Regions from separate parts of the Mus musculus genome. Here all the other regions are linked to region 3. Evidence: chromatin contacts called from ENCODE Hi-C or POLR2A ChIA-PET data. All regions are on one chromosome and are shown on one strand. Each heading gives the region's core, a stretch centred on a gene start or an enhancer-like site at or near the end of the contact. The rest is flanking DNA. Distances are from core to core; before and after follow the strand shown. Region 1 holds the start of Ywhag (tyrosine 3-monooxygenase/tryptophan 5-monooxygenase activation protein, gamma polypeptide). Region 2 has its middle 17 kb from the start of Ssc4d. Region 3 holds the start of Dtx2 (deltex 2, E3 ubiquitin ligase).

Region 1 (3,000 bases), core at 499-2,998, 60 kb before region 3:
AAAAATCATTTAAAATTAAATAGTCTCTCTCTCTCTCTCTCTCCGGGTTTCATTTGTAAGGTTTAACAGGGAGGGGGCACTCCAGCACCCACTTTACACCAGAGATGTATTTAACAACCTTTGTTACATAAGATAGGAAGTTAGATATTAACAGAGTGGAAAACCCAATTATTAATTTTTGAAAACTGTAATAGTAATTTTTCTACTGAATTTTGGAATATTGAGCACCTCCCCCCCACCCCCGCTGGCAAACTGGTCCCCAATTCATTAATAAATTGAGAGTAACTGACAAAATGGTGCAACTAGTTAGGATTTTGCATCTCAGACAAAAATGCGACAGTATTCCCTTCTCGTCAGAACGAGGATACATTAGGTCAGAAGAAAAAAAGCCTCGGATACATTTAACAAAAAAAAAAAAAATTCTTTTAAAAAGACTTTTTCCCCTTTAAAATAAATCCTCCCAGCCTCCACCCAGTCTAGGCTCTCTGCAATATGACAAATGCAGAATCTTCTGGAATGACTTGATACTGCCTCCCACCACCGCTTTGTTTGCAGTATCAGATCAGACAGAATATTTTTTTACACTCAAACGAATTTCTGCAGACTCGTGCCTGCAATTAAAAGAGAAACTGCATATCTCAGTCAGTTAACATTCAAAGGCATTATAGTTAACCCTTTGAAATGGAAAATAAATAAAATGAAAAATGAAGATGCTATATAGAGGGCCATGAATGGGAATGCCAGCAACACACATATCCCTCCCTTCCTAACAGACTTGCTTTGGGGAATGGTTAAAAGGAAGCCTTTTGTTAAAAAAAAAAAAAACAAAAAAAAAAACGTGAGAAAGGTGGTTTCGATTTTACATCATTGAGGCTGGGTTTTTTTTTCTTTTTTCTTTTAGGAGAGGGGGTCCTACATTTTTTTTCTTCCCGAAACGTCTTTAAAGGATGTGTCAGTGGGAAAGATTGGGGGGGGGGGTGATGGAGTGGGGAGGCGGCAAACTGGGAGACCTGCTGAGTGAATGGGGAAGGCGCCGCCCAGACACCAGGGAGAGAAAGAGGAACCGCATCCATGCGGTCCCCCCGCCCCCACGCCTAAACTGGGAGGAGGGGAAGTGGGGCACAAAGGATGCGCACGGCCCCCAACTCAGGTCTCTGGACATTCAGGGTCACAGAGAGACCCCCACCCCACAGCAGAAACCAGCCACGCAAGACCCCGCCCCAGCCCCGAACTCGGAGAGGCTGGGAAAGAGGCCGCGTCACCACTCGGGTGCATGAGCCCCCGTCCCCAACCCCTCCAAGGAGTGAGATGGAGAGGTGACCCTATAGTCGTGACAAGACAACATGCCCCTGGAGCATGCCTTCCACGCCGAGGAACGCGGTGTCGGGAGAGGCTGGGGCGAGGCAGGGGGGAGGGGAGGAGACACTCACGTTCTTCATGGCCGCGGCCATATCGTCGTAGCGCTCCGCCTGCTCGGCCAGCCGGGCTTTCTGCACCAGTTGCTCGCGGTCCACCATCTTCACAGGGCTGAAGAGGATCGGCTGGAAAGAAGGAAACCGAAGACCGCCTTGAAGGGCTTCAGGAAAAGAGAGGAGCGGCTTGGAGCTCGTGTGTCGGAGGGACCGACCCACGAAGCAAGCTACTGAGACGAGGAGGAGAAGGAGGCGGCACGAGCTGCGACCGCGGGACCCGGCGCAAGGAGGCTGCGGCTCCAATGCGTGCCGCGGGCGGACAACCCCCTGCGGTCCCGCCCACACGGGTGACGTAAAAGTCACCGCCTACTCGCGCATGCGCGCGCCCCGCCCGGTCCCGCCCGGTCCTGCATTTACTGGGCTTCTCTTCTACTGGAACATTCGCGGTGGCTCTTTGCGATTTTCTCAGTGTATCCCCAGTACTACACTGCTCCCTAATGTGCCCCTTTCTTCACTTTACCGTAAATCCTCAGCTTCATCAAACCCACCTCTCCTTGCCCCCTGGGGGCCTCTCCCCCCCCCTTTTTTTTTTTTTTTTTTTTTTTTTTGCATAGCTTCTGGCGCGTGACCTCCTGGGAATTGTAGTTTGACCTGCAGCAAGCTGAATTACAGAGCAGACCAAGGACAAAGGGGTGGTGGAGACTACATCTCCCAGTGGGCATTGCGCGCAGGCAGAGGCGGACCGGATGGGGGGCAGGGTCTAACCCGCAGCCGCTGGGGACCCCTGGCGGGGAAGCAGTCTACACTAGCCTAAGCGAGTGCTGATTCACGGCCTCGCCCCATAGCCTCTGGGCAGTTGGAAGGAAAGAAAAGGTCAAGGCCTTAGATCTGGACTCTCTGAAACTGAAGTAACTGGTCATGGTGGAGGGGTAGGGGAAAAACACGAATATAAAGTAGGCAGAAGAAGTACAGACACCGTAAATCCAAACTGCCCAACCACCACCATGGAAAAGATGGAAAAGGTGAACCTGTCCTAGAGATGGCCGCGTGAATGATGCAACCCTTGGACAACTGTCTAACACACACCCACCATGGTTGCAGTCTCCAGTGATGCACTTTAACATCGGACTTAACTGGATGAAATCATAGAATGACACATATCCGCCCGGTATATTGCCTATTTTCCCTAAATGGTGTAGCTGCCTGCAGACTGACCCTGGGGGACTCCCTTCTTCCTCTCCAGTGAACTGGACCAACGCCTGCCTGAACGCACACCCGCTATAGTTTTGACTGCGTATTTTATTTTCATTGTGTTTTTATGAGTTGTTTGGTTTGAAGTAGGGTCTTACACTTCTTAAGGTGACTCTAGACGAAGTTCTGGAATTATAGGCATGCACCAACACAATGGCCTTGACTGTAGAGTTTTGCTTCATCCATTCAACACGTTGAGCACCGGCCCAGTTCCAATGACTTTGTACATTAGCACACAACAATACACAAAGCAGACAAAGCACTCGGCTCAAAAAAAAAAAAAAAAAAAAAAAAAGGAGACAACTGTTTGAACCCACAACAAGCAGCTGACTAACTT
Region 2 (2,939 bases), core at 198-2,697, 37 kb before region 3:
CTGTGGTACAGCAGGCTGTGTTAAAATCCTCAGTCTAACCCACCTGAGGTAGCTCACATCTATAAAACCAGCCACTGGGAAGATGATGGGGGTGGAAACTGCTTGAGGTCAGCCTGGACTGAAGTGTGAGATCCTGTCTCTGAGGCAAGGGAGTTCAGAAGTCTGCGTTCATTTCTGGCTACACAACACATTTCAGGGCAGCATAGGCTACATTGTCTTGTTTCAAAACAAAACCACAACCACAACACCCCTCAGTTTATTGTTCATGTTTGCCAGAGGTGGGGAACCTTTTCCAATTCTTTAATTGGTTTGTTTTTGAGACCATGTCTTATGTAGCATAGGCTGGCCTTGGATTAGCTGTATAATTGAGGGTGACCATCTGTCTCCACCCCTGGGACTTTAGGCATGTGACAGCCACCACACTGAGGTTTGTTTTCTTCCCTTTTTAGAAATCTATTTTCTTTTTGTAGTTGCTGATTTAAAAAAAAAAAAAGACATTTTAATTGTGTGTGTGTGTGGCCACATGGCCTCACCTTTACCTGTGGAACCCTTTCGCTGACCCAAACTGAGTTGGGGACTGAACCTTGGACTTTCTGAATGCTTGGACAGAGCTCTACCAGCTGAGTTACACACCAGCCTCCTTAATCTTGATTTATTTTAGATGTTTTTTACCCCATAGTGCCACCACACCCTATTCCAATTCTGGTTTTATTGTGAACCGGTTTTACAATTTCAACAGTCCTTTGTGGGTTAAATGTCCTCTGTGAAAGCGTCGCATGCCTTTCATCTCAGCAAGCAGGTCTTTGAGTTTGAGGCCTGCCTGGTCTACAGACTGAGTTCCATCCAGGGCAGCCAGCGTCATACAGAAAAACTGTTTCGAAAAAAACAAAACCAACCAAATGGTCTTTTATGAAAATATCAGTAGCTTTAGGATATAGCTCAGTTGGTCGAGCGTTTGCCTAGCGTAAGTGAAGTCCTGGGTTCCTCAGAATTGCATAAATGAGCAGGGGTGGCACGCACCTGTAACCCCAGTTGGGTGGGCAGAGGAAGAAATAAAATTAAAAAAACTCAAAGTCACCTTTGGCAAGCCACCCTGAACTGCATGAGACCTTGACTAAAGCATTTTTAAAAGGGGTGAGGGGGTGGGGTGGTGAGGAGAGAAGCAGCCTTGTGGCGCAGAGGTTGTTGTTGGTAAATACTCTTTGTAATCCGCAAAGGTCCGCGGGGACTGAAAATGTCGCCTAAACTACAGTGTCTTGGGAATGGTTGACCTTCCTTCCCTTGTATGGGCTGTACCGGGGACTCAATTCCTTTGTCAGACCAAACCTAGAACTCTGCACAAAAAAAAAAAAAAGACCCGCCCCGAGGCATGGAAAGGTCTCGAAGAGCGTGGCCCCGCCCCTGCCCCACCTAACCAGCAACCTTCCGTTTGCTGCGACTGGCTGAACCAGTTTCAAAGCTACCCAATCAAAATCCTTCAGTAAGATAGAGGCGTGGCTTCAGTTCCGACCCAGGGCGGGCTCTCCTCTGAGCTCCTGCGGTGACTCAGCAGGAAGGCGTGAGTTATTGGGGCCCGGAAGGGCAGGGCTACGTCACGTCCTACCCTGTCCGCCCCGGCCGTCGAGGCTTACGGGGCTCCAGTGGGAATCCCAACACCTGGACTCTGTTGGTTTTGTTTTGTTTTGATGACCCAGAAAAACCCTGGACCTTTCACTGATCTTTTGTTTCCTCCGTTTGCACAGTGGTTAAGAACACTTCCCGGAGCAGTGCCTGAGTGGGAAGACCCTGGAAGTTTGGAGTTTGACCTTACAGGAAGTCAATCCCAGTTGCCTCGTTTTTTTTTTTTTTTTTTTTTTCCCCTCTTCTCTTTTTGCTAATCCATCAATCCTCAAGGTTTGGCTCCCATTCGAGTTGTCAGGCAGGTGTGACAACAAATACACAAGGGAGGCTAGCCTGCTGCACTTCGAAAAACTCACCAGAACTTAAAGTCATCCTCAGGAACGTAGAGACCAGGACATAGGGTCCGGACGATGGTATAGATGATGAGGGGCCAAGCTGGCGTGATGGCTCAGCAGGTATCAAGAATCTGGTACCCGCATGGAAGGAAAGAATTCCTGTGACATGTACCACACATGTACTCAAACATGCATGCATTAGCCTTTTTTTTTTTTAAAGTAAGAGGGGCCTAGAGAGCTGGCCCAGCAGTTAGGGCACTTGCTCTTGCAGAGCCCCTGAGCTCAGTTCCCAGCACCCACGTGGTGTGGTTTACAACCATCATAACTCCACTACCAGGGGCTCCAACGCTTTGTGACTGTGGTGAACACAGGGTATACACGTGGGCAACATTCAGCCATGTATGAAAACATTTATACACAGATGCAGAGGTGTTTCAGTGGGTAAGAGCAATCATTGTACAAAGTTGGGGACCCAAGTGGGGATTCCAGCACCCAGGAGTAAAACCTGAGTGGCCAGGAATGCCTATAACTCTGGTACTACGGAGGGCAGAGACTGGATGACTTCCGGAGCTTGCTATCCTTTAGCCTAACTCAGCATTTGAGGAGAAAGCCTGCACCCAGGGGATCTGCGTGTGATAGAACTGGACGCCCTGTATCATCATCATCACCATCACTACACACAGGCACACTCAGTAATAAATCTTTGCGGGGTGGGGGTGGGGGGTAGGGAACCAGAATTGGAGTTTGTAGCTGTGGCTCAGTGGTCGAGTACTTGCCTTCCATGATTTAGGTCCTAGGTGGGTTTTGTTTTTTTGTTTTTAAATATTTATTTATTTATTATATGTAAGCACACTGTAGCTGTCTTCAGACACTCCAGAAGAGGGCATCAGATTGTTGTTATGGATGGTTGTGAGCCACCATGTGGTTGCTGGGATTTAAACTTAGGACCTTTGGAAGAGCAGTCTGTGCTCTTAACCACTGAGC
Region 3 (2,821 bases), core at 54-2,553:
AACAAAAAATCCCCCTACTTCCACTAGGAGGGACTTATGTAGAGCTTTTGGGGACAGACACGTTTTCTTTGGGCTGTGAAGTCATTAAGATCTTTCTGGCTGTATAGATTATACGTGGGTCCTTGGTGGCTACCATCGGCACTAGGAAATGCCAGGTGCCATCCATTCATCAGAAATAATGAGCAAAGCAGCTGTGTCTTATCAGACTGTCCCTCTGCAGTGTCAGATGGAGACCAATTAGCAGAGGCAGGAAGCAACACAATTCTGCCTTTCCAAGCAAAACAGTAGCAAGCACCCCTGCTCCTCAGTGACACTGCTGAGGCCAGGCCTCCTTGACTTCTCTAGCTGTGTTCATCTTTTCTGCTTGGTGAGCCGGGAGCAGGTTCTGGGAATGGAACAGGCTCTGTGAAGTGGAATTTTAAGGACTTCTTTTGCAAATCCAGGGTCTTCTGCCTACTCGATAGATAAGTGCTCTACCACTGAGCCAGGCCAACTTAAGCCAAGGTTTAACTTTTTTTTTTGTTTTTTGTTTTTTGTTTGTTTGTTTGTTTTTCGAGACAGGGTTTCTCTGTGTAGCCCTGGCTGTCCTGGAACTCACTTTGTAGACCAGGCTGGCCTCGAACTCAGAAATCTGCCTGCCTCTGCCTCCTGAGTGCTGGGATTAAAGGCATGCGCCACCACGCCCGGCTTAACATTTTTTAATAGATTCTTTTCTTATTTAAAAATTTTAAATCTATGTTTTTAAAGACTGTGCTTGTAAGCTCAGCAATTAGGAAGCAGAGGCAGGAGGTTCAAGAGTTTAAGAGCAGCCTAGGCTTACATCACAAATTCAAAGCCACTCCGAGGTACATGAGATCCTGGACCCCTTCCACCCCTACAAGTGGACTCTTATAGCTGGGGATTAATTAGTAGTAGAACACTTGTCTACTGTGCTTGCATTAACTTTGATCCTCAACACCACAAAAGGAAAAATCAGGGTTGGCGATAGGGCTCAGAGGGTAAAGGCATTTGCTGACAAGCCTGACACCTTGAGTTCGATCCGTGGAACCCACGTGAAGGTGGACACGGAGAACGGACTCCTAAAGTTGTTCTTTGACCTCTGTAAGTACACCCCCCTCCAGAATATACACACATAATAAAAAGAAATATAAAAATTATTAAAAATCAAATGCATCAGTGATTAGCGAGGGAGTAAGTCAGTAGGAGAAAGAGAAGGCTGGGTACATTTATATCTGCTGGTGTGCTTTGGTTCAGCCCACTCAGCTTCATCAGAACTACATTTCCCAGAAGGCACTGCGTGAGGTGGACATGCGCAGCGCGGTGCTTGGAGGCTGCGACGCCGAGTTTCACTCCGGCTGCCTCCGGCTCGGAGTCGGAGACATACTCGAGGGTTCTTCCCAGGCCGAGCCGGAGCTGAGCCCGGAGGTCGGCGGTCCTCTCAACCTGTTCCTTCTGCTTCCCTCAGACTCGGTGAGCGGGACGGGCGGGCCACCTGCTGGCGCCCAGCCTGGGGTCCCGAGGGTGGGTGGGTGGGTTGAGGAGAGGGGGCTATTGAGCCAAGCTGAGACCGGAAGGGGGCGGTCGTGCGAGGAGGGAGGGCCGTGCCGGCGGGATGGGTGAGTCCTGGGGGCGTTGGGAGCCCTGGGCACCTCGGTACCAGGGTCCTGGAGGCGGGAAGTCGCAGTTGGGACGCTCTGAGCGTTGGGGACTGGGCTGGGTGTGGTAAGAGCCCTATTTTTTGCAGAGACAGGGGTCGCATCCCTGGCAGTTTGAGTCCTACAGGACCTGGAAGAGCAGTGAGGCTATTGCTACCCTGGCTCCCTGAGGGGTCAGTTTCAGTCCTGGAGCGTTTGTGTGTGTGTGGGGGCGTTACATCCAGGCGATAGGGATCCACCACTGTCTGAGAGAGTTGGACTTTGGAGGCGTTTGCCTTTCCATTCTCGGTCTGTGTCAGACTGGGTCTCTGGGGCACTTTGGGGTGTCTCTGTTTTGAAGCTCCGCTTTTCATCCTATCCCTCACACAGCTGCAGGGTTGCCCGCGTTAGCTTTGCCTCCACAGTGGCATGAATGGGAATGTGTTCACAGGCAAGACCTTTAATGAACTCTCTTTTCTCCGTGCCGTCTTAGCCCCTTTAAAATTCTAGAGAGCCCAGCAATGTGTTGCACATTTATAATCCCAGTATTTGGGAGACAAAGGTTTGCGGGTAGCTAAAGCTTGCCTGTGCTTCATCACAAGATACTATATTACATCCCTCTCACTCCCCAAAAGAGTGCTAGCCAGGTGTGGTGATTTATGACTGTAATTTCAGCACTTGTGAGGCAGAAGCTGGAGACTCAGGAGTTCCAGTCCAGCCCTAAGCTATATACTGTGGCCCCTGCTTAAAACAAAACAAAACAAAAAAACCCCCAACAACCCAAAAGTAACAGTTCTGTGATGTAGAGTTCCCAGTAGCCACGAGAATCAGGATTGACTTCAGTTGGTCAAGGTGTCAAGTCTCTTTGCTTATTTTCTGTGTGACTTTGGTCAAATTTTTATCCTCTCTGGTGTGTTGATTTCCTTCATGGACCATCCGTGGGACCGGTTTCTGAAGTCCTCACGCAGACTTTTCTGAGAAAGGGTTTAATTGAGTGGGCTGAGAAAGACTGTCCCTAGCTTCTGCTCCCTGCCCAAGCTGTTGGAAAATAAGCCTGGTAATTTCCAGTTGCCAGCCACAGCACACGGGACCCAACATCTGTGCGCTCATTTTCTCTTGCCGATTCTTCACTGAAGACTTAATCATCTTTTTGGCAAAGGTACCTCGGAATCGGTGTGGCTGAGTCA

Evidence for each region. A loop is a pair of places that touch in the nucleus more often than their neighbours do. ChIA-PET counts read pairs that join two places held with the same protein, here RNA polymerase II (POLR2A).
Region 1: POLR2A ChIA-PET joins it to region 3 with 13 read pairs in Patski. The contact joins the promoter of Ywhag here to the promoter of Dtx2 in region 3. POLR2A ChIA-PET finds 5 or more read pairs at or near these places in 4 of 5 experiments (Patski and embryonic stem cell).
Region 2: a map of regulatory T cell shows a loop between it and region 3 (2.2-fold over the local background). The contact joins the enhancer-like site here to the promoter of Dtx2 in region 3. A Hi-C loop is called at or near these places in 1 of 37 maps with a recorded cell type or tissue (regulatory T cell). POLR2A ChIA-PET finds 5 or more read pairs at or near these places in 4 of 5 experiments (Patski and embryonic stem cell).

What each region holds. Positions count from the first base shown.
Region 1 is chr5:135,932,893-135,935,892 of GRCm38, forward strand. It overlaps Ywhag (tyrosine 3-monooxygenase/tryptophan 5-monooxygenase activation protein, gamma polypeptide), which reads right to left and starts at 1,749. Exons shown (of 2, transcript NM_018871.3): 1 at 1,431-1,749. The coding sequence starts at 1,517. Gm40346 (a long non-coding RNA gene) reads right to left here and starts at 1,424. Exons shown (of 2, transcript XR_868594.2): 1 at 1-1,424.
Region 2 is chr5:135,956,249-135,959,187 of GRCm38, forward strand. No RefSeq gene overlaps it. Among named protein-coding and RNA genes, the nearest start is that of Ssc4d, 17 kb to the right of the region's middle. Within about 2 kb of position 1,448, at least 1 of the 3 ENCODE cell types and tissues checked has a DNase peak (open chromatin) inside an H3K27ac peak, as active enhancers do.
Region 3 is chr5:135,993,497-135,996,317 of GRCm38, forward strand. Dtx2 (deltex 2, E3 ubiquitin ligase) reads left to right here and starts at 1,304. Exons shown (of 11, transcript NM_001256096.1): 1 at 1,304-1,470; 2 at 2,794-2,821.